Regions from separate parts of the Homo sapiens genome. Here region 1 is linked to region 2. Evidence: chromatin loops called from intact Hi-C (ENCODE). Cell type or tissue: K562. All regions are shown on one strand. Each heading gives the region's core, and the rest is flanking DNA. Links, peaks and the distances in the headings are about the cores only. Region 1 has its middle 29 kb from the start of APOH. Region 2 has its middle 57 kb from the start of CACNG4.

The links. Peaks named below come from ENCODE experiments on the same cell type or tissue, not always from the same donor. Only the 100,000 strongest peaks of a DNase experiment are listed, where the experiment ranks them.
Region 1: a loop joins it to region 2, with 6 times the contacts of the local background. A loop is called at or near these places in 13 of 110 quality-filtered maps.

The regions. Positions count from the first base shown.
Region 1 is chr17:66,252,191-66,263,945 of GRCh38, reverse strand. No RefSeq gene overlaps it. Among named protein-coding and RNA genes, the nearest start is that of APOH, 29 kb to the right of the region's middle. In K562, for the core only: a CTCF peak has its summit at 8,713 (motif pointing left); a DNase peak (open chromatin) is centred at 8,725.
Region 2 is chr17:66,899,861-66,916,342 of GRCh38, reverse strand. No RefSeq gene overlaps it. Among named protein-coding and RNA genes, the nearest start is that of CACNG4, 57 kb to the left of the region's middle. In K562, for the core only: a CTCF peak has its summit at 9,467 (motif pointing right); a DNase peak (open chromatin) is centred at 9,492; H3K27me3 peaks cover 5,148 bases.

The sequences.
Region 1 (11,755 bases), core at 3,756-11,755, 650 kb after region 2:
TCTTCCTTCCTTCCTTCTTTCCTTCTTTCTTTCCTTTCCTTCCTTCCTTTTTCTTTTCTTTCTTTCTTTTTTTTTTTTGAGACAGAGCCTCACTCCATCACCCAGGCTGGAGTGCAGTGGAATGATCTCGGCTCACTGCAACCTCTGCCTCCTGGGTTCAAGCGATTCTCTTGCCTCAGCCTCCCTAGCAGCTGGGATTACAGGTGTGTGCCACCATGCCTGGATAATGTTTTTGTTTTGTATTTTTAGTAGAGACAGGGTTTCAGCATGTTGGCCAGACTGGTCTCGAACTCCTGACCTCAAGTGATCCACCCACCTTGGCTTCCCAAAGTCCTGGGATTACAGGGATGAGCCACCATGCCCAGCCAAAATAACTGTTTTCAACTGGAAAGCATTTAAAACGTATATTCGGCTGGGCTCAGTGTCTAATGCCTGTAATCCCAACACTTTGGGAGGCCGAGGCAGGCGGATCACGAGGTCAAGAGATCGAGACCATCCTGGCTAACATGGTGAAATCCCGTCTCTACTAAAAATACAAAAATTAGCTGGGCATGGTAGCGCATGCCTGTAGTCCCAGCTACTCAGGAGGCTGAGACAGGAGAATCGCTTGAACCCGATAGGCGGAGGTTGCAGTGAGCCGAGATCACGCCACTGCACTCCAGCCTGGGTGACAGAGCGAGATTCCATCTCAAGAAAAACAAAACAACAACAACAACAAATGTATATTCCTGGGCGACCCTGCAGAGTCTAATTTATTGATATTGGAGAGGACCCAGGGATATATTTCAGAAAAGCCCTTGGAGACCTGGAGATGTACTCCAGGGTGAGTAGCCAGTGGATGAGATGCTAGCCAACCCCCACCCCAACACCAGATCTATTCCATTCGGGGGCTGGATAATCATTCTCAGCCAAGGAGTTTAAGTTTCAACTCATTTATCAAAAGGACAAGGTCTGCACTAAAATGGGCTCTAATGACTGTCCAAATCCTCTGGGGAACAGAGGTCAGTGGTAGGTGGCTGTGTCTTGGTAATGATTCAAGTACTGAAGAGAAATATTAAATGGTGAGCAGTCCAGCCCATTTGCATCATGAAACATTGCCAGGCTTGGGAAGTAGTAATAAAAATTGTTTCCGTGTCTGTGGAAGTAATGGGTCCCACTCAGCACCCCTCTGGGTCCCACCCAGCATGTGTACCAGCCTTGAGCTCTAGGTGAACACCTGCCCCTTCTCCATCCCTGCCCCCAGCACTCCCTGGTCCCTACCTGTCCCAGCACTTAGTTACCAGGGTGTGGAGGTGGATTGGGAGGAGAAGAGGAGAGGCACATCAGTGGGCAGCAGACATATGGCACTAGATCAGATTAATGACACAGGACTCATCTGGGGATCTTGTTAAAATGTAGATTTTGGCCAGATGCGGTGGCTCGTGCCTGTACTCCCAGCATTTTGGGAGGGTGAGGTGGGTGGATTGCTTGAGGTCAGGAGTTTGAGACTAGCCTGGCCAACACAGTGAAACCCTGTCTACTAAAAATACAAAAAATAGCCTGGTGTCATGGCACAAACCTGTAATCACAGCTACTCAGGAGGCTGAGGCAAGAGAATCAATTGAACTCGGGAGGCAGAGGTTGCAGTGAGCAGAGATGGCACCATTGCACTCCAGCCTGCGCAACACAGCAAGACTCTGTCTCAAAAAATTAAAAAAAAAAAAGAAAAAGAACATGCAGATTTTCCTTCAGTGTCGGGCATGGCGGTGGGACTGGAGACTGCATTTCTTTTCTTTTTTTTGAGACAGAGTCTCACTCTGTCACCCAGGCTGGAATGCAGTGGCACAATCTTGGCTCACTGCAACCTCTGCCTTCCAGGTTCAAGTGAGTCTCCTACCTCAGCCTCTGGAGTAGCTGGGACTACAGGTGCCCGCCACCACACCTGGCTAATTTTTTGTATTTTTAGTAGAGATGGGGTTTCACCGTGTTAGCCAGGATGGTCTCGATCTCCTGACCTCGTGATCCACCTGCTTCGGCTTCCCAAAGTGCTGAGATTACAGGCGTGAGTCACTGCGCCGAGCCTGGAGACTGCATTTCTTACCAGCTCTGAGGTGATGGATGATACTTGCTTCTGCTGCTGATGTCCCTGTTCCAGAGACCACACCTTTAATGGCAAGGGTGAGGGGATTCTGGAATCCGAATACCTGAGTCTAAATCCTAGCTCTACCCCATAACAACTGCATGACCCTGGGCAAAATACTTAACCTCTGAGAGCCTCAGTTTCTGAATCTGAGAAAGGGGGAAATAATAGGACTTAGCGAATTGTGAGAATCACATAAGATAAGGTATAGAAAGCACTTAGCACGATGCCTGGCACATAGTAGGAACTGTACACTAAGATTAATAAGCAGATTGGGCCTCGTGCGGTGGCTCATGGCTGTAATCCCAGCACTATGGGAGGCCAAGGTGGGTGGATCACCTGAGGTCAGGAGTTTGAGACCAGCCTGGCCAACATGGTGAAACCCCATCTCTACTAAAAGTACAAAAATTTGCCAGGTGTGGTAGTGGTTGCCTGTAATCACAGCTACTCTGGAGGCTGAGGCAAGATAATCGCTTGAGCTTGGGAGGTGGAGGTTGCAGTGAGCCAAGATTGTGCCACTGCACTCCAGCCTGGGAGACAGAGTGAGACTCCATCTCAAAAAAAAAAAAAAAAAAAGAGCAGATTGGGCCTGGTGAAGTGGCTCACACCTGTAATCTCAGCACTTTGGGAAGCCAAGGAGGCAGGATCACTCGAGGCCAAGAATTCAAGTCCAGCCTGGGTAATATAGGAACACCCCATCTCTTAAAAAAAAACAAATTTAGCCAGGTGTGATGGTGCATACCTGTAGTCCCAGCCACTCCAGAGGTTGAGATGGGAGGATTGGCATGAGCCCAGGAGTTTAAGGTTGCAGTGAGCTATGGCTGTGCCATTATACTCCAGCCTGGGTGACACAGTGAGACATTCTCTCTAAAATAAAAAATAAAGCAGATTGAAGAAAGCGGGCTTCTAGTAGAAACAGAGACAGGAAAAAAGGCAGAAAGTAACTTCCAGATCAAGAACTGAGCTGGCCTCTGGGCATGGCTGTCTCTTCTACTGCTTTTTTGTTCAACCACCTCATGTGTTAGCCCACATGGAAAATGCTTCTGCTTTGTAATCTGCACTTTTTATGGGGCTTGTTCAGATGGTGCTGGTATAAAGGCTGAAACCCACATTGCTGGTGGGAACTACCTATGGGGTTTCCTTGAATTTGGTGCCACCGCACCTGCTCAGCGACCGTGCCTTGATGTGCTTTAGATCAGCCATCCCTAAATTGCTATCCTGTCGCTTCAGTCCAAGCAGAAAGAAGCGAGTAATGAGTCCATCCTGATGAACAATTCAGGGAGGAACATTCTTTTCTTCCCCTGGTGAGACTTCATTGACTACCCAGGCAAGAAGCAGCAGGAGCTCTGAATTACCGTGATCTTGTTAGCAGCTATGGCTTGCCATTGGTGGAGCAGGTACATCTTGTGCTGAAGGATGCTGGTAGGGCAGAACACTCATGAAAGTCTACTGGCCTGATTTTTTTTTTTTTTTTTTTTTTTTTTTTTTGCCAATTCAAGAGAATTGTCTGTACAACTCTTAGTCTTAGTCTTATTTCTCCTGGACATTCAAGACTCTAATAGTAGGCTAACTCATTTTTTATTTGTAACTAACTATCAAAGCCTGGTATAACTCAGTGAGAAAAAAAAAATCCTGGTTAGAAATGTTGCAAACAAACAAAAAAAATCTTCTCTAATATGTGACCAATCCCACAGTAGCCACAATGGCTTAGAAGGCATTTGAAGTCTCTTCTACAGCAGTCTCATGGGGCCTTTTTTATTGTATCAGAAGGATGAAAGATGGGTCAGCTCCTCCAGGATTCTTATCTTTTATTTCAGGAGTCTTCAGTTAAACCTGAGCTTCAGACCTTTTCCATGTAATTGGATCCAAGTCAGGACCTCAGTCTCTGTTTCCCACCTTTGAGTTTAGGAGAGCAAGCTCTAGGGCTGCATGAAACAAGAGGTCCTTTTACCAATAAAAAAGAGAGGCCAGGTGCAGTGGCTCATGCCTGTAATCCCAGCACTTTGGGAAGCTGAGGAGGGCAGACCACCTGAGGTCAGGAGTTCGAGACCAGCCCGGCCAGCATGGCAAAAATCCCATCTCTACTAAAAATACAAAAAGTGGCTAGGTGTGGTGGCACACGCCTGTAGATCTAGCTACTCAGGAGGCTGAGGCAGGAGAATCTCTTGAACCTGGGAGGTGGAGGTTGCAGTGAGCCGAGATCACTGCCACTGCACTCCAGCCTGGGCGACACAGCAAAACTCCATCACAAAACAAAACAAAAAACACACACACACAATAAAGATGGGACAAAAAGAAGTGTCTTGGTCTGTTCCTGCTGCTATAACACAAATACCTTGAATAGGTTCATTTATAAACAGCAGGAATTCATTTTTCACAGTTCTGGAGGCTGGGAAGTTCAAGATCAAGGCACCTGCAGATTCAGTGTCTGGTGACGGCTGGTCTCTGATTCCAACATGGAGTCTTGTCACTGAATCCTCACGTGGCAGAAGGCATGAATTCTTACTACATCCTTTCATGGCAGAAAGGCTAATACTGGCTGAACTTTCTTCCTCAAACCCTTTTATAAGGGCATTCATCACTTCATAAAGGTCCTGCCTCTTAATACTGTTGAATTGGGGATTAAGTTTTGACATGCCTTTTTTTTTTTTTTTTTTGAGACAGATCCTCACTCTGTCACCCAGGCTTGAGTGCAGAGGCGCGATCTCTGCTCTCTGCAACTTCTACCTCCCAGGTTCAAGTGATTCTCCTGCTTCAGCCACCCGAGTAGCTGGGATTACAGGCAACTGCCAGCTAATTTTTTTGTATTTTTAGTAGAGATGGGGTTTCACCATGTTGGCCAGGCTGGTCTAGAACTCCTGACCTCAGGTGATCCACCTGCCTCAGCCTCCTAAAGTGCTGGGATTACAGGCGTGAACAACTGCGCCTGACCTATGCCTTTTTTTTTTTTTTTTTGAGACAGAGCCTTGGTCTGTCACCCAGGCTGGAACGCAGTGGCGCAGTCTTGGCTCACTGCAACCTCCACCTCCGGGGTTCAAGTACTTCTCCTGCCTCAGCCTCCTGAGCAGCTGGGATTATTGGTACCCGCCACCATGACCGACTAATTTTTGTATTTTTAGTAGAGACGGGGTTTCACCATGTTGGCCAGTCTGGTCTCAGACACCTGACCTCAGGTGATCCGCCCGCCTCAGCCTCCCAAAGTGCTGGGATTACAAGCATGAGCCACCTCACCGGGCCTTGACATGCATTTTGGAGGCACACAAACATTCAGCCATATCAGGAAGGTTCAGCAGTCCGAGTCCAAATTGGTTTCAGGCAATAGCAGCCCTGATGAATGTAATATTCCAGATGGATCAGTTGCACAGGTAACCTATAGCTTGTGTCTTGAGTCAACACATTTCTCATTTTAACCATTTCTCATGCAGATCTTTTTGAAATGCACTTCACACACTTTAATATGGAAAATTCAATCTATTTTCCATGGATTTTGTAATCATCATTACGATATTCTTTATTCTAGTTACAAGCTCAGGAATTGTTGAAGTGTAGACCCATACACAAAACAGCCTCAGACCCTCAACTTTTATAACTAATCTTTATTGCTTTTTTAATTACAAAGTGATACGGTCTTAAGTTTTTTTTAAGTTATGCATTTTTTTGTGTAGTTTTTACTATCTCCTTCTAGACTATTCGCCTGGCATGTTGTCACTTTTGTCTCTCTTTAATGTATTTCTAGCAGCATCCCTCTCATTTATAATCATTCATCTAGATTTTGGCTGGAAAACTGCACAATCAGGCTAATTACAATTGTGTGTGAAGAATACCCTTAAGACAAACGCTTAGCCAACCAATATGACTGTTAGGATAGAAGGATAGAACTTACCAGTGGATTTGGCATGAAGTTTACACTGTGGAATCAGATAGGCCCAAGTGTAAAGTGCCTCTTATTGGTATTGGGAGCTTCAACAAATGACCTTATCATCCTCAGTTTCCTCGGTGTACCTTCAGTTTCCTTAATGTAAAATTTAAAAAACAAGGCTGGGCACAGTAGGTCATGCCTATAATCCTAGCATCTTTTGGCCGAGGCAGGTGGATCACCTGAGGCCAGGAGTTCGAGACCAGCCTGGCCAACTAGGCGAAACCCCCATCTCTACTAAAAATACAAACATGACAGACGTGGTGGTGCACATCTGTAATCCCAGCTACTGGGGAGGCTGAGACACAACAATCGCTTAAACCCGGGAGGCAGAAGTTGTGGTGAGCCAAGATCACACCACTATACTCCAGCCTGGGTGACAGAGTGAGACTCTGTCTCTAGATAAATAAATAAATAAATAATAAACAAAACAAAACAGAACACCTAACTTGCATGGCTATTGTGAGGATTAAAGGGAATAGGATGTAAAACACTCATGACAGTGTTTGGCTCGTGATGGTGACTCGAGGAACACTAGTTTCCTCTCTCATGCATCCCTCCCATGTATCAGGATATTGTGGCAGAATGTGTCTAGGACAATAGTTCTCAAACTTGAACTTGCATCAGAATCTCCTAGAGGACTTGTTAAAATATAGATTGCTGAGCTGGGTGTGGTGGCTCATGCCTGTAATCCCAGCACTTTGGGAGGCCGAGGCTGGCGGATCACGAGCTCAAGAGATCGAGACCATCCTGGCCAACATGGTGAAACCCCGTCGCTACTAAAAATACAAAAATTAGCTGGGCATGGTGGCGCATGCCTGTAGTCCCAGCTACTTGGGAGGCTGAGGCAGGAGAATCTCTTGAACCCAGCAGGCAGAGGTTGCAGTGAGCCGAGATCGAGTCACTGCACTCCAGCCTGGTGACAGAGCAAGACTCCATCTCAAAAAATATATCTATATCTATATCTATATATAGATATAGATAGATAGATAGATAGATAGATAGATAGATAGATAGATAGATATAGATTGCTGGGCCACAACCCCAGAATGTCTACTTTAGGAGGAGCAGGTTGGGTCCTGAAAAATGTTTCATAAAAAATTTCCAGGTTATACTAGTGATGGTGATGCTGCTGGTCTGGGGGCCATACATCGAGAACCATCAGTCTAGGAGGTAGATATACTTGCATCCAAATTCCTGCTTGGCCCCTTGGCAGTTGTGTTAATTTGGGCAAGTTATTTAACTTTTCTGAGCCACAGTTTCCTAATCTGAAACAGGGGCACGATAACTTTTGCCTGATAAAATGTTGTAACGTGATATGGCAGTTGGGAAAGATCTAGTACTTAATAAATCTTTTTTTTTTCTTTTTCTTTTTTTTTTTAGATGGAGTCTCGCTTTGTCACTCAGGCTGGAGTGAAGTGGCATGATCTTGGTTCACTGCAACCACTGCCTCCCAGGTTCAAGCAATCCTCCTGCCTCAGCCTCCGGAGTAGCTGGGATTACAGGTGCCTGCCACCATGCCCGGCTAATTTTGTGTGTGTTTTTAGTAGAGACGGGATTAAGTCACGTTGGCCAGGCTGGTCTCAAACTCCTGGTCTCAAGTGATCCACACACCTTGGCCTCCAAAAATGCTGGGATTACAGGCGTGAGCCACCGCGCCTAGCCAATAAATCTTCATTAATCTCAATGTTGCCTTCTTTGTGGCAGAGTCTCTTCCTGTTTAGCTTAAGGACTTGTAGTGTTCCAAGGAACTACAGCGACTAGATGATACTGCCCCTAAAATTATGTACATCTTATCTTAGAACCTTTAAAATAAGACATCTGTCATTTCTCAAGAAGGACAATAATAAGATCTGTAGTAGGTAGCAAATTTTGATCCTGAGCAGGTAGCTTAGGACGCCAATTTCATTAACTTCCCACCGGTTTATCTTCTGGGGCAATGAAGGATTAATTTAAAAAGTACTACATCCTGAAGACTGAAAAGAGTTTTACGGAAGAGCATATACAAGTTCATGAGTACCTTCTCTATTGGGTATATGTGGGCTGTGGGCTGTGGGTTGAGAGCAGCTACCCAGAGGCATAAAAGCATTCTCATAAGTTGCAAAGCAGGTACAACGCTAATTGAATTTGTTCTGCTCAGATGACATACTCTCCAGGAAAGAAAAAAAAAATGTTTTCCTGCTGTGAAATTGGTTTGCTGGTGTTCTGACAAATGAAAGCCTTATAGTAAAGGCATCAACTTTAATTATTCATTTCTATTTGCTTAAAGACATATTCTTATGTGACATACATATGCTCATACATTTCCTTGTTGTAACAACATGAACTAAATAAGTCACTTTCACACATAAATGAAACTCCATGAATTATTATTGCTAACGCACGTTCTCTATATTATTCAGCTGGAGAAAAAGTAATGTTTGTGTAATGGGGAAGAATTACAGAGCGAAAGATGAGGATCTTTTTAGTGTTTTTTTCAGGTAGACAGGAAAAAAGGCAAAGGCTACCATCTGCTATTACTGATGATATTACTGAGGAATTGATACATTTCTATCTATAGAGATTTATTAATGTACAACTGGTTCTACAACTTTATTTGTTCAGTCTACATAACCAAAATGAGGCTTCAAGTCCGGAAGTTCCCTGTTACCCAAGGCAAACGTATTAGGGTCTGTTCTGCCATCTGGTGTTCTTTGAAGGAAACATCCACAGAGGCATTATGAGATAAATAGCCAGTGTTGCCTATGTTGGTGGTGGGTGTTACAACCTCGATGAAAAGCAATTCCAGAATCTCTGCCAAATTCCAATAGGAGATAATTTGAGAATATATATTAAGAAGAAAAATATACATACCCTTGGAGTACCAATTTCACTTTTATGAATTCATCTTTTGGATATATTTATACATGTGCACAAAGAAATGTATATAAAAATATTCCTAGCAGTACTGTTGGTAATAGCAGAAGATTGGAAACAAGCTAAACATCCATGAGTAGGGTACCAGTTAAATAAATTGTGACATATTCCTACAATGGATATAGTATAGCATGTTGTTGTTTGAAAAAAAAGTCAAATCTATATTTACAGATATGAAATGATCACCAAGACACACACACACACACACACACACACACACACACACACATATATATGTGTATATATATATATTTTGTTTTGTTTTGTTTTGTTTTGTTTTAGATAGAGTCTCACTCTGTCACCCAGGCTGGAGTGCACTGGTGTGATCTTGGCTCACTGCATCCTCCGCCACCCTGGTTCAAGTGATTCTCCTGGCTCAGCCTCCCAAGTAGCTGGGACTACAGATGCATGCCACCACACCCGGGTAATTTTTGTATTTTTGGTAGAGACAGAGTTTCGCCATGTTGGCTAGGCTGGTCTCGAACTCCTGACTTCAGGTGATCTGCCCGCCTCAGCCTCCCAAAGTGCTGGGATTACAGGCATGAGCCACCACACCTGGCACCAAAACATTGTTAAGTGAAATAAACATGATCAAGAACAATGTGTATCGGTAGGGTGTGGTGGCTCACACCTGTAGTTCCAGCACTTTGGGAGGCCAAGGGGGGCGAATAATCTGAGGTCAGGAGTTCGAGACCGGCTTGGCACCAACATGGCAAAACCCCGTCTCCACCAGAAATACAAAAATTAGCCAGTCATGGTGCATGCGCCTGTAGTCTCAACTACCCTGGAGGTTGATGCAGGAGAATCACTTGAACCCAGGAGGCAGAGGTTTCAGTGAGTCAAGATCATGCCACTGCACTCCAGCCTCGGCAACAGAGCAAGACTATCTCAAAGAGAGAGAGAGAAAAAAAGTAACAACATGTGTAATATGCTGAAATTTGTATAAAAATGTTCATAATGCATAGGATATTTCTAGAAGGTTTAATCAAAAATAAAATTTTGAAGGCCTCCCCACAACCATAGGAATGGACTTCCTCCTTGGCCAGGACACCTAAAATTTAGCCTGAAAGACTTGTTCAGGCCATGATGGGGAAGTGGGGGTCAGATATGCCTCATTATACCCCTCCAGCATTAACATCAATGCAGACTTTTAAGTCTGATATGAAACATTTACAATCTAGTCTCACTGAAGCCTGTTACTGCTACTTGGAGGCTTCATCTGCAGGATAAAACTTTGGTCTCCACAACCCTTTATCTTTTTTTTCTTTTTGAGACGTAATCTTGCTCTGTCACCCAGGCTGGAGTGTAGTGGCGCAATCTCGGCTTACTGCAACCTCCGCCTCCTGGGTTCAAGCGATTCTGCTGCCTCAGCCTCTGAAGTAGCTGGGATTACAGGCGCCCATCACCATGCCTGGCTAATTTTTGTATCTTTTAGTAGAGACAGGGTTTTGCCATGTTGGCCATGTTGGTCTTGAACTCCTGATCTCAGGTGATCCACCTGCCTCGGCCTCCCAAGGTGTTGGGATTACAGGCACGAGCCATCATGCCCGGCTTCACAATCCCTTATCTTAATCACAGTATAATTAAATCTACCTATGACCTGGAAGCACCCCCTAATCTGCCACTGCTTCAACTTGTCCCACCCTTCCAGATCAAACCAATGTTAATCTTACATGTATTGATTGATGTATTGTGTCTCCCTAAAATGTATAAAAGCAAGCTGCACCCCCAACCCCATCCCCTGCTGACCACCTTGGGCACATGTCATCAGGACCTCTGAGGCTGTGTCAGTTGCATCCTTAACCTTGGCAAAAATAAACTTTCTAAATTTGTTGAGATTTGACTCAGATACTTTTTGGTTTACCAAGGATACTCAAGAAAGTGGTTGGCCGGGTGTGGTGGCTCACACCTGTCATCCCAGCACTTTGGGAGGCTGAGGTGGGCGGATCATGAGGTCAGGAGATCGAGACCATCCTGGCTAACAAGGTGAAACCCCTCTCTACTAAAAATACAAAAAAATTAGCCAGGCGTGGTGGCGGGTGCCTGTAGTCCCAGCTACTCGGGAGGCTGAGGCCGGAGAATGGCGTGAACCCAGGAGGCGGAGCTTGCAGTGAGCCGAGATTGTGCCACTGCACTCCAGCCTGGGTGACAGAGCGAGACTCCGTCTCAAAAAAAAAAAAAAAAGAGTGGCAACCGTGATTGACTTTGAGGGCAAGAACCAAGGTGATCACCAGTGAGAAGGTAACTTCTCTCTCACTATTTACATATTGTACTGTAGAAATACTTTTCTTTTTTCTTTTTTTCTTTTTTGAGACAGAGTCTCACTCTTGTTTCCCAGTCTGGAGTGCAGTGGCATGACCTCTACTCACTGCAATCTCCGTCTCTTGGGTTCAAGTGATTCTTCTGCATCAGCCTCCCAAGTAGCTGGGATTACAGGCTCCTGCCACCACACCCGGCTAATTTTTTTGTATTCTTAGTAGAGATGGGGTTTCATCGTGTTGGCCAGGCTGGTCTCAAACCTGTGACTTCAGGTGATCCACCTGCCTCAGCCTCCCAAAGTGCTGGGATTACAGGCATGAGCCATCGCACCCAGCCTAGAAATACTTTTTAACATGTGCTTGTATTACCAAACCCTAATATGTATGCTTGGATGACAATGAACTAAGCTGACTTGAAGCCTCATTTTGGTTTTATAGACTAAATAAATTGTACAACATTGTGTGTGTGTGTGTGTTTGTCTTTTACAGAGTTTCACTCTTGTTGTCCAGGCTGGAGTGCAATGGCATGATCTCAGCTCATTGCAA
Region 2 (16,482 bases), core at 5,236-13,235:
GATTCCCCTGCACCTGCAGAAATGAGTGGTGTTGATTCTAGAATGCCGCCTCCTAGCTGCTCCTGGAGAGTATCCTGAGCATGCATCTCCTCTCCCGGAGGTGGGCCTGAGGGTGGGCAGATCAAGGCTCAGGACAGGAATTTGGGCGTGACGGAAGCCATACCCTGTGGGACGTGTCTTCAAGATGGCAGAGCAAAGCTAGGACCAAAAACTCCTAGAGAAGACTTAGGGGAAGAAGGGGTGGTGTGTGCGTGTGTGCACCTGTGCACGTGCGTGTGTCTGTGCATGTCCGTGTGTGCATGCGCCTGTGTGTGCATGCTGTGTGTGCGTGCATGCATGTGCTCAAGAATGTGTGTGTGCCTGTGTGCATGTGTGTGTGTGTGTCAGGCATGGGTATGGGTGAGGCTCTGGGCTTGCATATGTGTCTTTCTGGAGAGAGGTGCGTTCGAGGTGTGTGTGGGTGAGGAGATTGGCAGAGACCCTTTGGGCCTTTCTGTGTACATGAGCTGCAGGCACACACGTGTGCATGCTTGTGGGAGAGGTAGGAGTGTAAGATGTGAGGGGTGCACTTGCGTGTGGACTTCTGTGGGTGGGATGAGGGATGCATGCCTTCTGTGTGTGAGGTGGAGGAGTTAGGAGGGATGATCGTGTGTGTGTGTGTGCGTGCACATGTGTGTGTGTGTGTGTGAGAGAGAGAGAGAGAGAAGGAAGAGGAAGATGGGGAGGAGGGGGTGGAATTACAAATGAACAGAGAGAATGCAGGTGAGATCGGCACCTGTGTGACTGGGTGCGGCTCAGGACCTGCGTGGGATCTATAAGTGCTTCCTTAAAGTGACGACAACTGGTTTTCGGGGGCAAAGGGGGTTTTCCGGGCTGCTTGTGCACCAAGGACACATCTCCTGCTATTTCCTGGCCAGTGGGTCAAGTCTGGGCTGGACACCCTGGCAGGAAGGAGGGCTGAGTGCTGCCCCAGTGCTGATTTCCGGGGTGGCTCCTGCCAGCCTCCCTTCCACCTCCCACTTCTGCAGAGCTTCCAGCAGGCAGAGGCTCCCCCTCCTGGGCTGGCAAAGCCAGTGGGAGCTCCATTGGCACAAGGGAGGCTCTCATCATACCACTGTCCCTGGTAGGTGCCTGCCTCCCTCTCCCTGCCCCAGGGTTTCATCTAACCCCTGAACAGCAGTGAAATACTGGACCAGCCACAGCATCAGCAAGACCCAGGACTTCTTAGAAATGGTGCATCTCACCTCCTCCCGAGACCCCAAAGCAGAATCTCTGGGGCAGAGTCCAGCTGTCCACTCGACCAGCTTTCTGTGTCATTATGACACATTCTAAAGTTTGCAAAGCACCATCCTGGACGGCCTCACAGAAGCATCATGGGGTGAAATAACTTGGCCATGGATTCCCTCACTTTTCCATGCACCAAAGGTTTATTGACCACCTGATATCTGCCACGCCCTGGTTTAGGCACTGTGGATATGTCAGTGATCAGAGTAGACAAAAATCCCTGCCCTCGTGAGCTTATGTTCTAGTGAGGGAGATACACAGTGAAGAACACACCAGAATGCTAAGCGTGTCGGGTGTTTGCAGGTGGAGGGAAATAGTCCAGGAAGAGAGGTAGGGGGTGCTTGGCTGGAGTTGCAATGTTCAATGGTCCAGCAAGGGAAGGCCTGGCCAAGAAGGTCAGAAAAGACTGAAGGGGTGACAGGGGTAGCCAAGCAGATATTGATTAGAAGAGAGTTTCAGGTCCAGGTGAGGTGGCCCACACCTATAATCCCAGCACTTTGGGAGTCCAAGGAGGGTAGATCACTTGAGCTCGGGAGTTTGAGACCAACCTGGACAATATAGTGAGAGCCCATCTCTACAAAAAAATACAGAAATTAGCCAGACATAGTGGTGTGCATCTGTAGTCTCAGCTACTTTAGGGAGCTAAGGTGGGGGGATTGCTTGAGCCCGGAGGTTGAGGCTGCAGTGAGCTGTGATCTTGCCACTATACTCCAGCCTGGGCGATAAAGAGAGATCCTGTCTCAAAAAAAAAAAAAAGAGAAAGAAAATAAGAGAGTTTCAGGGGTAGGAAGCAGCTGCCCTGGGGCAGGGAAGCATGCTGGGGGGATCCACGGAGGGGGAAGAAGTGAGAGGTGAGGCCAGGAAAGCACGCAGCCTCTAGTGCAGACCCAGGACTTCGGCCCTGACCTTCTCTTTGCCTCATTTGGAGACAGCCAGCAGCTGAGCCCACTGATGTTGTAAGGCTGCTGTAACCCAGAGGGTGAGAGGGGAGCTATGGAGGGCTCGGATTTCCCGAGATCCTCCTGGCTGCTGGCGGAGACCACAGACCATGTCAATAATTCCAGTGAGAGTTGTCTGTGGCTCGGACGGGGATGGTAGCAATAAAGTGGGTAAGAAGGGATCAGATTCTAGGTGGGTTTTTTGGTTTTGTTTTGTTTTGTTTTGTTTTTGAGATGGAGTCTCACTCTGTCTCCAGGCTGGAGTGCAGTGGCACAATCTCAGCTCACTGCAACCTCCAACTCCCTGGTTCAAGCGATTCTCCTGCCTCAGCCTCCCAAGTAGCTGGGATTACAAGCACATGCCACCATGCCCAGCTGATTTTTATATTTTTAGTAGAGAAAGGGTTTCACCATGTTGGCCAGGATGGTCTCCATCTCCTGACCTTGTGATCCTCCCTCCTCAGCCTCCCAAAGTACTGGGATTACAGGCGTGAGCCACCGCGCCCGGCCCAGTGTTTTATAAAAATTTATTTTAACTGTGGTATAATACACAAGACATAAAATTTATCATCTTAAACATTTTATTTATTTATTTATTTATTTATTTGAGATGGGATCTCACTCTGTCACCCCAGGCTGGAGTGCAGTGGCACGATCTTGGCTCATTGCAACCTCCGTGTCCCAGGTTCAACCTGCCTCAGCCTCCCAAGTAGCTGGGACTACAGGCGTGCTACCACGCCTGGCTAAGTTTTGTATTTTTAGTAGGTGTTTCACCATGTTGGCCGGGTTGGTCTTGAACTCCTGACCTCAAGTGATCCACCTACCTCAGTCTCCCAAAGTGCTGGGATTAGGGGCATGAGCCACCACGCCCAGCCCCATCTTAACCATTTTTCAGTGCAGAGTTCAGTAGTAGCCTTACATACATTCACGCTGCTATGCAACCACCGCCACCTCCCTTCCACAGAACTCTTCATCCTGCAAAACTGTAACCTTGTCTTCGTTAAACACTCACTCTCCGTCTCCCACTCCCCTAGCTCCTGGCAACCCCTCTTCTTCTTTCTGTCTGTAGGAATTTGACTATTCCAAGTACTTCATATAATTGAAGTTGTACAGTATTTTTCCTTTTGTGCCTGGCTTATTTCACCTAGTCTAGTGTCTTCAAGGCCCATCCATGTGGCAGCATGTGGCAGAATTGCCTTCCTTTTAAAGGCTGAACAATATTCCATTGTGTGACTAAGCCACATTCTGTTTATCCATTCATCTATCAGTGGATGTGGATTCTGGATGTATTTTGAAGGTAGAGCCAAGATGATTGGGTTGGGAGAAGGTGGGAAGAAGCAAAGAGCTAAAAAAGATCCTAAGAGGTTTGCTCAGAGCAATGAAGAATGGCACAGTCATTACGAGAATTAGGAAGACTGACGGGGAGTGGCCTTTGGGTGGAGTCAGAAGTTCAGTTCCAGAAGTTAAATGAGTGATGTCTATTAGCTCTTCTGGTGGAGAAGTCAACCAGCCAACTGGGGTTTGGAGCTCAGGGGCTGGGTCTCGGTGGAGATGTATGTTTGGGATGTGTCGGTGTAGACATGTGTGTGGTATGTAAACCATGAGATCAGATGGACTCCCCAAGGAACAAGTACAGAGGAGAGAAAACGTCAAGGAACTGAGCCCTGGAAGCCTTCGATGAGGAGGAGTCAGGGAAGGGGCTGGAGAGTGAGTGTCTGGGAGGGATGTATCCTGAAGGACAGATGAAGGTCGTGCTTCGAGGAGGAGGAATTAATCAACTGTATCTGATGGCAGATAGGTCAAAAAAGACCATCCTGGCCAGGCACAATGGTTCATGCCTGTAATCCCAGCACTTTGAGAGGCTGAGATTGGTGGATCACTTGAGTCCAGAAGTTCAAGACCAGCCTGAGCAACATGGGAAAACCCCATCTCTACCAAAAATACACAAATTAGCCAGGCATGATGGTGGCACCTTGTAGTCCTGGCTACTCAGGAGACTGAGGCGGGAGCATTGGTTGAGCCCAAGAGGTCAAGGGTGCAGTGAACTGTGATTGCGCCACTGCACTCCAGCCTGGGTGACAGAGTGAGCACCTCTCTCACAAAAACAAACAAACAAACAAAAACAAAAACTGTCCTGAGGGCCGGCATTGAATTTAGCAATGTGGGGACTACTGGTGACGCCGATGACAGCAGTTTCAGTGTAGTGGTTGAGGCAAAAGTCTGATGGACAGGTTAAAAAGAGGATGGGTGGGGGGCCAGGCACGGTGGCTCACGCCTGTAATCCCAGCACTTTGGGAGGCCGAGGAGGGCACATCACGAGGCCAGGAGATCGAGACCATCCTGGCTAACACGGTGAAACCCTGTCTCTACTAAAAATACAAAAAATTAGCCGGGCGTGGTGGCGGGTGCCTGTAGTCCCAGCCGCTTGGGAGGCTGAGGCAGGAGAATGGTGTGAACCCGGGAGGCGGAAGTGAGACTCCATCTCAAAAAAAAAAAAAAAAAAAAAAAGAGGATGGGAGGGAAGGAGCCCTAGGCAGTGAATATAAAACTGGGCAGTAGCAGGAGGGTTTGAGGGGGCCAGAAAAGCTTTTATTCTGCTCTGTTCCTTTTTGAGATGGGAAACGAACCATGCAAGAAGAGTCTAGCAGAGGGAAACTCAGCGATACGGGGAAGAGGGAAGGGTGGCTGGGGCCAAGGCCTTGAGTGGGGTCTTGGGATCCAGGAAACAGGAGGGGGACATGGACAGGCCATCCTCAGTGACAGGAGGGATGATGGCACAGGTGACACGGATGTCAGCAGAGAGGTGGCTGCTTCAATTTCCTCAGTGAAGGAACACGAAGATCAGTCTGCTGAGATGGAGAAGGTGTTGGGGGCTTGAGGCCAGAAGAGAAAAGTCCAAGCTAGTGACCAGGTGGCCGGGGGCTGAACAGGCTGAGACACAGAGCCCGACCACCAGCAGCTCTGAGGACCCATTGGCGGCCCCGGCTATGACCGCAAGGTGGTGAGTTCAGCAGGGCTGGAGGTGTGCCCGGTGAGTGTGCAGAGGTGAGAGGCAGAGCCTGGGTACAGGGGCGGGAGTCCAGGCGTGGACCACTGCGTGCAAACCACACAAGAGCTGCACGGAGCTGGGGTGAGAAACTGGAGCTCCTTGCTCCCAGACCTGAGTTCTTTTTCCGAGACACCATGAAGCTGCCTTACTAAAGCTCTGGGACAGTCAAACCCACTCTTCACCCACTGGTGTCCACAGGTGGGCGTGAGGCACATGTAACAGTTTGAGCATCCTTGGTGGCCTCTGCCCCGTGACAGCCCGGGTGCAAGCATCTAGATTCTGGGAACTTGCAGCTTAGCAAGGGGGTGCCAAGGGCTGTCCCAGCTCTAACAAAGGGCCTGACACACACGGGTTGCACGTTAGTGTAATCCATATCTGTTGAATGAATAATGAATGAACCGATTTTTGGCCTCAAAATTTCCATTTAATGGTTTTCAATCTTTTGTATCTGTAGCAGTTTTAAATAATTAAATTTTGGGCAATTTAATATTAAATTCCTGTCCAGGTGCAGTGGCTCACACCTGTAATCCTAGCACTTTGGGAGGCCGAGGTGGGTGGATCACCTGAGGTCAGGAGTGCGAGACCAGCCTGCTAAAAATACAAAAATTAGCCAGGCATGGTGGCACATGCCTGTAATCCCAGCTACTCAGGAGGCTGAGGCAGGAGAATCGCTTGAACCAGGGAGGTGTAGGTTGCAGTGAGCCAAGATCGCACCACTGCACTCCAGCCTGGGAGGCAGAGCAAGATTCCGTCAAAAAAAAAAAAAAATTAAATTCCCACTTGAAGAAGTTAAAAATGTGAAACTAAATACGTGAGCACCATTCACAACATAATCCCCAGTGCTGTAGAGCTGTCTCCCAGTGTCACTAAAAGTTTCCGCAATTATCATCATTCATTTTTGTCGCCCTCAATGCTGTGATAGAAGTCTACCCCTCCCTGCTCTCATACTGCAACGTTAACCCCTTTCTCAGGGGTCAGGATCTAAAAGTTAACATCTAAGGAGAAAATGCAGCTTGATGAGATTTACCCTTGAACATAATTGAATGTGTCTAATAAGTGCAAAATTCCTGCTTTGCACACGCCATTCTCTGCCCTGAGATGCATGTTCAGTATGCTCTGAAATGTGCGGCACACAATTAAACATTATTATGCAAAGTAAGAGTTACAGTATTTTTGACAGTGAAAGGGCAAAGGGTTGGAATCCACTTAAATTCTCAAATCAGGCAATTCCCTTGTAAATTTATAAAGCAAAGGTCTTGTATATCTGGGCTAACTCACCATTCCTCTGTCCCCGCCAACCTGACCCAAGACCCACTCACCTCAATTATCTGCTCAGTCTGGGCAGAGGTGGTGGAGGGGAGATGAACACCTAACCCCAGGTCATTGGAGGGAACCTCTTTAGGTTGCATGAATCCAAAACAATTGCTTCATCTAAAATTCTGGAGCCACACACCCTGAGTTGAAAAAAGAGACTATCACTTAAGCTCAAACATCAATGACTGCTGAGGGTGGGGTGTGGAGCCCAGTCCCCATGTCTCTGCATTATAGATGCTATTTGTATGAATGATCTAAAGCAGAAGAGACTCCCAGGAAGTGGACCTCAGACTCCAAAGGGACAGTGACCAGCTGTCAGAGTCTCAGAGTTCACGTGGACAAGCTGCCCCCACAGACAGAGCATAACCCTGCATCTCAAATGTGCACAGATGACTGTTTTCACAGTTGGGTAGAAGCTGTTGTGATGAATAAACTACACATTTATTCCACAGTCCAATGAAATCCAATAGTAAATTTTAGTGGGTTTGTGTGTTCTCAAGCAGCACCTACTAACCATATAATCGCTTGGATGTGGGCCTTGTAAGAACAAGGTCTGCACCTTCTAAGTTCAGAAAGCTCAAAAGCTCTGGTCCAGATGTTGTAGCAAAGCAATCTCTTAACCAGGCCTTTCACCCTTTTCCCCACCAGGAAGTCAAGGCCACTGTCCCTTTAGGGTCTGTGTTTCCAGCTGAGAGCTTCAGCAGACAGAAGAGCAGATGAAGCTGGGGAGAAGTGGAAATCTCATTATCCAGGCTGCCAGCATGCTGATTTCCACTGTCTCCCATGGAGGGGTCCCAGGGAAGGTGGGAAGGACCCACTCTTGGTCCGGATGGTGTCCCCATGCTCAGAAAACAACTTGGCTTTCTTCAGTCTTGGGAATCCCAGCTTGAGCTTCCCAATTTCTTACATTGTGTCTGCTCTTCCTGATCTCATTTCCAATCAGGTTTTATAAGCAGATCCTTAGGATTTGGAAATGTATAGTCTGGGCTAAAAATGGCAATTGGCAAGTGACTGATTAGGGACATTTGGCACTGGCAGCGTGTTGGTGAGTTACATCTGCCTGCTATGAAATCCCATCCTGGTCCTGGTCACCGTCTGGTCAGCCTCCTCCAGCCGCCATCCAGTCTCAAGTCTCCAAGTGGATCAGAAAAAGACCTGTTTCTCCAGAATGATGAGGAATTAGGCCGTGAGATGAATTCTGGAGAACAATTGCACATGGTAACTTCTCTGAAAATTCTACTTTGGGAGGTTATGTTTGTATAATCACTTCTCCATTACTTCCCCCTTGACTACTAAATCATGATGCACAAACTTAGTAAGAAGTACTCAGAGTCATACGTATAACTCAGATTTGTTGTGAAGTAGCTTTCAAAGGATGAAACATAGTTGTATGAAAGGAGGATTTTGGCTGGGTGCGGTGGCTTATGTCTGTAATCCCAGCACTTTGGGAGGCTGAGGCAGGCTGATCACTTGAGGTTGGGAGTTCAAGACCAGCCTGGCCAACATAGTGAAACCCCATCTCTACCAAAAAACACAAAAATTAGCCAGGCATGGTGGCATGCACCTGTAGTCCCAGCTACTCAAGAGGCTGAAGTGGGAAAGTTGCTTCAACCCGGGAAGCAGAGGTTGCAGTGAGCCAAGATCATGCCACTGCACTCCAGCCTGGGCAACCAAGACCCTGTCTAAAAAAAAAAAAAGGGAAAAAAAAAGAAAATGGCTGGGTGCAGTGGCTCATGCCTGTAATCCTAGCACTTTGGGTGGCAGGTGGATCACCTGAGGTGGGTGAATCACCTGAGGTCAGGAGTTCAAGACCAGTGAAACCCCATCTCTACTAAAAATACAAAAATTAGCTGGGCATGGTGGTGTGCGCCTACAGTCCCAGCTACTCGGGAGGCTACAGGAGAATCATTTGAACCCAGGAAGCGGAGGTGACACCACTGTACTCCAGCCTGGGTAACAGAGAGACTCCGTCCAGAAAAAAAAAAAAGGAGGATTTTATTGCATTTAACGGATGACACTGGCCTCCCCAGGTGCAGAGAAAGAGCACTGGAGTGGGAATCAGGAGACCCCATTTCTCTTCAGGTTTATCATTCCTTGTGTGATCCTTTAATACTCAATTAACCACTCTGGGCCCGAGGGGGAGTGAGGGGTGGGAGTTGGTTTATGGTCACCAGGGCCATTTTCCAGTCTTCCTTGTCAACTCCGTGCCTGGACAAGAAAACATGCATAGTCTTGAGTTTTTGGAGTCCCCAGGGCATTGCACCCCAGAACTTTAGGGACCCAGGAGCATGACCTTAAATAATAACCAATCTCCCAATGAGAAAATTATTCTCCTCTCAGTGTCTTTCAGGCCCTTTAATTAACGCAAGCCTCAGTCTTGCTTTTTTATCTCTCATACCCCAGCCACACTTTCTGATCTCCCCCTTGTAACAAACACAGAGCCAGGCCTGAGGTCCAGAAGAAATCAAACCATGTGATTTGGTGTTGCGTGGATTAGTCTTATGGCTATCTTCTACTTTTTTGGTGCATGATATTGGATTTCCATTTACTGTAGGAGGTGGCAAAAGATTTTTCTTTTAAATGAAATGTATCTTAGCAAACAAGTTGATTTACAGGAAAAAGGTTGATATTAAGATCACAAGTGATACCTAGATGTTGCAAAAAATATGGCATGTGCAGGCATAGATCTACGTGAAGTTTAGATATTTTTATTTATTTATTTAGGGGATGTTTACTGATTTATGGCTTAAGAACACTCATCGTACTGCCTCTGAATTGCAGGGGGTTATGCAAGGAATTGTATCTCTCTTGTGTATCTGCGGATGTGGAATACACCCCGAGTTTTGAGTTTCTGCCGGCTCAATCCCTGCAATTGCTGGATCTGGACACCAGAGGGAGCGTCTCCCTTTGCGTCTGAGGAGGCGACCTTGACCATGGCTCCGTGCCACATTTCACATGCATGTGAATTAAGCCGCCATTTTCTGAACCTAATCACAACCCTTATTGTTAATGGAGTCCACAAATGTCCCCTGCCATTCATGTCTCAACCCAAATGTCACGTCTTCAGGCCTCCCCTGAGTCTCCTCCACCTGATCCCATTGCATCTTCATCATTGCACTACGCCTGTGATGGGTGTGTGTTCTGTGGTTCTTGCATTCCATCCTCTCATCCCCACGCCAGAAGATAAGCTCCTCAAGGGCCGGGGCTCTGCCTAGAACAGCCTCTGGCATGCAGTAGCCACTCAATAAATATCACTCAATGGCGGAGTGAGTGACCCTTCAACGAAAACTCAGTTGCAGGCGGCACGCAAATTGTGCCAGGACGGAAATTAGGTCAGACAAATCTTATTCCAAATCTGAGGATCCTTCACATGTTGGCCTCCTGGTTTGGGGCAAGTTATTTGGATTCTCCAAGACTCTGTGTTCTCATGTAAGCAGTTGGGGAAAATAGCCACTGTTTCATCAGGCCGTTCTCTACCTGGTAGAGAAAGACATTAGGCCCTTGTGAACTGGTCTGTCTGGATTGGGAGAAGTTTGGAGTTGACCGTTTTTGTTGTTGTTGTTGTTGTTTTCTTTGAGACAGAGTCTCACTCTGTCGCCCAGGCTGGAGTGCAATGGTGCGATCTTGACTCACTGCAACCTCCGCCTCCTGGGTTCAAACCATTCTCTTGCCTCAGCTTCCCAAGTAGCTGGGATTACAGGCAACTGCCACCATCCCTGGCTAATTTTTGTATTTTTAGTAGAGACGGGGTTTCACCATGCTGGCCAGGCTGGTCTCGAACTCCCGACCTTAGGTGATCTGCCTGCCTCGCCCTCCCAAAGCGCTGGGATTACAGGTGTGAGCCACCACACCTGGCAGGAGTTGACTGTTTTTATGAAAAACCGTGCTCATCACCCCTGCCCCCTTTAAAAAATGCCAAGTAACGGGCACAACAGTTATCGCCTGCATTTTCACCCCAACCATAGCCTCCACCCCTTATGTTCTTCCACTCTCCTGCTTGCTATCCTGGGCTCCTCTTAGTTTCTCAAGCCCACCTCAGAGCCTTTCCCATGACAGTCCCATGAAATCCTCTGTCCAAGACCTTTCCTTGGGGAGCCCTCACTCATTCATCCAGGACTGGGCTTAAGCATCATTTCCTCAGGGAAGCCTTCCCTGACCACAGACCCCACTGGTCAGCAAACCCTTTAGGTCCCCTGTTCAAATTCGTATTTATTTACTCAATGTCTAGCATTCCCATTATTTGTTGAGTGATAACGTGCTGGTGGAAAATATCTCAACGTTGACGTGGTTTGGCTTTTAGCCATGGACAGGCTCCAGGGCGCCAAGATGGGCTGCATCAGAACAGCGGGGGAGTTTGCTCTGCCCCAGAATATGCCAGAACCTGCCAGAGCCTGCATCTGTGCACTGAGGGTTTCCATGCCAACCAGCTGGGCCCTAGTGAGGGGCACTTGATTCCCTAAATGGCCCCCCAAGTCAATGACAGGTGTGCCTCTCTGAAGTCGGGAAACTTGTTTTGAAGTCATGGCTGGTGAATTCATAGAGCTGGATCTTTACTGTTTAGAAATTCATTCTCAAAGGCAGAAAGACTACAGGAAGTGAGCAGCACATTCCCAGATCCAGGGGCAAGAGCTGAAAAAATGGGAACTCTGCCAGCAGTAACTTGCTATCAGCGAGTCCTCTCCCACAGTCCCAGACACAGGGGCTCAAACCCTGTGCCCGGGGCCTGCCCCCTCCTGGCCTCTCCTTCTGTCATGGCCCTTCTCTGACCCCTTCCTTGTTCTTAGATTGTACTGGCACTAAGCGAAAGCTTTTGGAGGCGATTGCTAGATTCTCCACATTTTTCTTCTCCTTAGCTAGAGAAGGTGAAATTTCCTAATGATCTACAATGTTCTCTGGCTACAGCCATGCCTCTGTACATGTTTGTAGCTTAATTATCAGCCAGAGCCTCCTGATGGCAATGTCCTCCCGGTGGGACACACCTGCTCTGCATTCAGAAGCTTGGCATTTGGGGTGTGTGTGTGTGTGTGTGTGTGTGTGTGTGTGTGTGTGTATTGCAGCTATCTTTTTTTTTCCCTAAAAATTTTCTGTCCAGGTAAGTGTGTTTGAACTGCAGTGGGTTTTTGGTGTTTCTTCTTTTAAAAAAATCGATTTAATTTTAATTATCTTTGGTTAATTTTAATCATCTTTGGGGCTTCTGTTAGTCCTCTGGCACTGCTGCAACACAGTACCATAGTCTGGGTGGTATCTAAACAACAGACATTGTTTCTCGCAGTTTTGGAGGCTGGAAGTCTGAGATCAGGGTGCCTACGTGGTCCGGGGCTGCTAAGGGCCCTCTTTCGGGCTAAAGACGGCTGGCTTCTCTTTGTATTCCCACTTGATGGAAAGAGGGGTCCATCTTTGGGGTCGCTTTAATAAGGGCAGTAACCCCATTCGTGACCCAGTTGCCTGCTAAAGGCTCCATCTCCTAACACTGTCACACCAGGGGTTAGGATTTCAACACAGGAATATTGCAGGGACATTCACATTCAGTCCATTGCAGGCTCCTCTCCCAGAGGAAATCCCCTTCTCTCATAGAGCACGTACCAATGACTTCAACCAAGAAGCAATGTAGGAATGGCCTCTCTTTCTGTCAAGGCGTCTATGTGTGGGTCCATGCCGGCCGACTTGCATCCCTCCCCTCTGCCCTCACTGCTGCCCCCAGGAGCTGGGCCAAGATTGTCCCGGGGATGATTCCCCCTCTCCCCAGACTCCCTAGGGTGTGGCCTCTGAGCCTGGCCATGAATGCTGCCATTGCCTCCCTCTGCCTTTTGAGGACACCAGGAATCGGCGGGCGGGGCTTCTGTGTTCTGAGTGGGCAGAGGCAGGTGACGCTGCTTCATGCCATCCCTGCCCTCTGCTCCACGCCTGCCAGCTCCAGAACCTTTCCTGACTCCCCTCCACCATCCATCTATCCACCCTATGGCCTCTGCTTAGTCTCTGCTCTTGCTCAGTTCTTTGAGTCAAAGCGTCCTGCTGGATTCTGGATTTCCTTTCCAGCTTCCCATTCTGCAGCCTGAAAGCCTTGATGTGATTAGGCTTTATGTCCCCACTCAAATCTCATCTTGAATTGTAATCCCCATAATCCTCACCTGTCAAGGGAGAGACCAGGTGGAGGCAATTGAATCATGGGGGTGGTTTCCCCCATGCTGTTCTCTGATAGTGAGTGAATTCTCGCGAGATATGATGGTTTTATAAGGGGCTCTTCCCCCTCGCTCGGCACTTCTCCTTTCTGCCCGCCTTGTGAAGAAGGTGCCTTGCTTCCCCTTTGCCTTCCACCATGACTGTAGGTTTCCTGAGGCCTCCCCAGCCATGCTGAACTGTGAGTCAATTAGACCTCTTTCCTTTATAAATTACCTAGTCTCGGGCAGTTCTTTATAGCAGTATGAAAACAGGCTAATACACCCACCCTGCTCCAACTGCATCTCCATCTTCATCTCGAGTTCCCAGCCCCAGCATGTTGCTTCTTAATAATTTGCCGATTACACAAACTGTTAGTCCTTGGCTTGGTCTGTGATGAAAGAAACTCCTCTGTTGAGACACAGACCTTTCAAGAACTGTGAAGGTATTAGCTGACATTTACTTTACTCTTACTCTGTGCTGGGCACTGGCTAAGAATCTTATAGGGCTGTCTTCCTTGAATCCTCTTGCAGCTCATAAAGTTGATTCTTATTATCCTTTTGTTAAGTTAGGAGGAAGAGAGAGGTGAGGTGAGTAGCTGGGACCCCAGAGCTAGCACATGGCAGAGCCTTAAACCAAGTCCAGTCCTCTGACTTCAGAGCTTCCAAAATTAACTGAGAGATGTGCTGTGTCCTGAGAGCTGAACTTCTCCACGTGGCTTCGGTCAGTTTCTCACACCTGTGTTTGGACGGATCTGCTTTGAGATTGCCTACACTATGCTACGTTACAATACACGATGAGGTGCAGGGTTGATGCAGACAAAGCAGAGGGCTGGTCTCCATCTTCACAGTCTCGTGTGGGTTGAGAATTAGCAGGTCCTGGCCTTAGGGGGCTGCCCTCCAGCCCCCTGGCCCCACCTGGGCTCCCGAGTGGCCCCGACTCCTGTCCCAGCCCAGCCTCTCTCCCTACTCCTTCCACCATCTGTACTACTGCTCAGCAGACTTTTCTCAGAAATGAAGCTGGCTTGCCTGACCTCTGCCTGAAATGTCTTTTGGCTCCCTATTGCCTGTTGGATGAGGTTCACAATCCTTCGTCTGGAGTTCAAGGGTCTTTTGTCTCTGGCCCCAACATATGTCTCTGGTCTTTAAGCTCCAGCCTTAGGGAACTTTGCATTCCCAAACACGCCAAGTTTCCCTAAACCTGTGTGGCACGGCATAGTGTCCCCTCCCACCTGGGAAACTCCCATTCATCTTTTCCCTTTGCGAAGAGTCCCATCAGTCTTGCTGGTCACTCCCTCCTTTGGTCCACTGTGAGTCTCAGTACCGACCTCCATTGTGGCCCTTGAATGGTAGCGATGCATTGTTGTGGATTCTGGTGGGGATGAATGTGTTAGGCTGTGTAGGAGAATGTCCTTTTGCAGGAAACACACACTAAAGAATTTAAGGATAATGGGGCACCAAGCTGGCAACTTACTAGCCCAGAACCACGGTTCCCAAGCCATGTTTCGAGGTGCCCCAGGGCACTACAGTAAACTCTCAGAAATGCCATAGGATACTTTATTTTATTATTTTATTTTATTTTATTTTATTTTGAGACAGAGTCTTGCTCTGTCGCCCAGGCTGGAGTGCAGTGGTGCAATCTCAGCTCTCACTGCAACCTCCGCCTCCTGGGTTTGAGCGATTCTCCTGCTTCAGCCTCCAGAGTAGCTGGGATTACAGGCACACACCACCATGCCCGGCTAATTTTTGTATATTTAGTAGAGACGGGGTTTCACCATGTTGGCCAGGATGGTCTCGATCTCCTGACCTCATGATCCACCCACCTCGGCCTCCCAAAGTGCTGGGATTACAGGCATGAGCCACTGTGCCCGGCCAGAATACCTTAAATGTTTGACGGAAACACAGCAACATCTACCAGCCTACCACTATTCAGCCTCCCTGAGAATGGCCTCTCCAAAACCTGACAAAGAAGTGGCCATTCTCAAGTCATTTAATCAGGGCAGACTGCATAGAGGGGAATGTGTGATGTGGTTGTTTCATGGCTTTGGAGCAGAGGGAACGCACAGGGGCCAGAAGAATAACAACATGAATATTCACGACTTCCAGATTTGTGTCCAAAAAAGGAAGATGAAAGAGTGGCTTCTGGAGGGGGGTGGGCAGATGCTACATGTGGATGTTATTGCCGGAAACGATCCCTGTGACCCTACACTGGGGCCTGGGGCCTTCCACACAGCAGAGCCTGTGCAGCTCCTGGGTGGAATGAGGACCGAGGCACAGAATCCTAACTACAGATGCTCCTTGTCTTACTATGGGATTACGTCCCAATAAACCTGTTGTAAGTTGAAAATATCATATATTGAAATGCATTTTTATTATTTATCCTTTTAATAAATCATTAATTAGAGACAGGGTCTCACTATGTTGCCCAGGCTGGTCTTGAACTCCTGAGCTCAAGTGATCCTCCTGCCACGGCCTCCCAAAGTGCTGGGATTACAGACGTGAGCCACCATGCCCTGCTGAAAATGCATTTAATACACCTAATTCGCTGAGCATCATTGTTTAGCCTAGCCTGCCTTAAACATGCTCAGAGCACTTACATTAGCCTACAGATGGGCAACATCATCTAATACAAAGCCTGTGTTATGATTAAGTGCTGAATATCTCATGTGGGAGTATTGCACTGTGCATCCCTAGCGGGGGAAAAGATCAAAATTCAAAATTCCAAGTATGGTTTTGACTGAATGTGTATCACTTTCACAGCACCGTCGTAAAGCAGAGAAATCATAAGTGAACCAACGCAAGTCGGGGCCTGTTTGTACTTGATAAATAGAATTGTTGGGTGCTTTTGGCCTAGGAGTGCTGTGAAGAAGTTTCTGAGACCTGAGGGTGCCATTTACCATAAAAGCCTGGGAGCCCTCCTTTACAAAGGAGTTCTTTGTTCTGGACTCGCAACTTTTCTGTAAGTTTGTTTCTATAGGATTGTTTCAGAATTAAATAGGAAGCACTGGAGGCTGATTTCTAGTCCTTTTGGAGGTTCTTTGTAGATAGAAGTTTCTTCTGCCTTCCAGGGCAGCCACAGTTGCCAAGCATGGTGGGTGGACAGCTAAGGCTTAGGAGGCAGGCTCCTGAAACTATCCTCACCGGCCACCTTATTATAGGTTCTTCTCCATTTCCACCAGCAGATGGGAGTTATCCTAAAGAAAATGTGTGCTACACAATGTCCAAACTATGTATGGAATCGCTTGTCCCATTCTGTTCCAGGAAAATATGTTAAAGAAGAGGAAAATAATAAATTGGCCATAAGAGGGCAGAATTGTTAGCTTTTTTCCCTGATAAAATTGGGTAAGCATATGAATTTGGGGGAAAAAAATGACTCTTCGCAGGTGCAAGTTCTATGTTCAATGGTCAAAGGTATAATTTGGTAAAGGGGTAAATGTAAAGTATTGACTTCTGGCTCCCCAAACCAATTTTCCATGCACAGGCTGGTGAAGACAGCTTAGGCACTACTGACCTGCAGATCACCTGTGCATTGGAGATTACAGGTTTAGGACATTTTCTTAACAAACAAAATGAGCAAATACACGAAGCCCACGTCAAGAAACATAATAGTCCCTGGCATTTGGTGCTGGAGTTTTTAATCAATTCTGGAAATTATACTTTAAAGAGACATTGCAATCTGGAGGTTCTACAGAAGACAGTGAGCAGGATGATGAAACATCCCTGAAGCACATCACCCACAGGA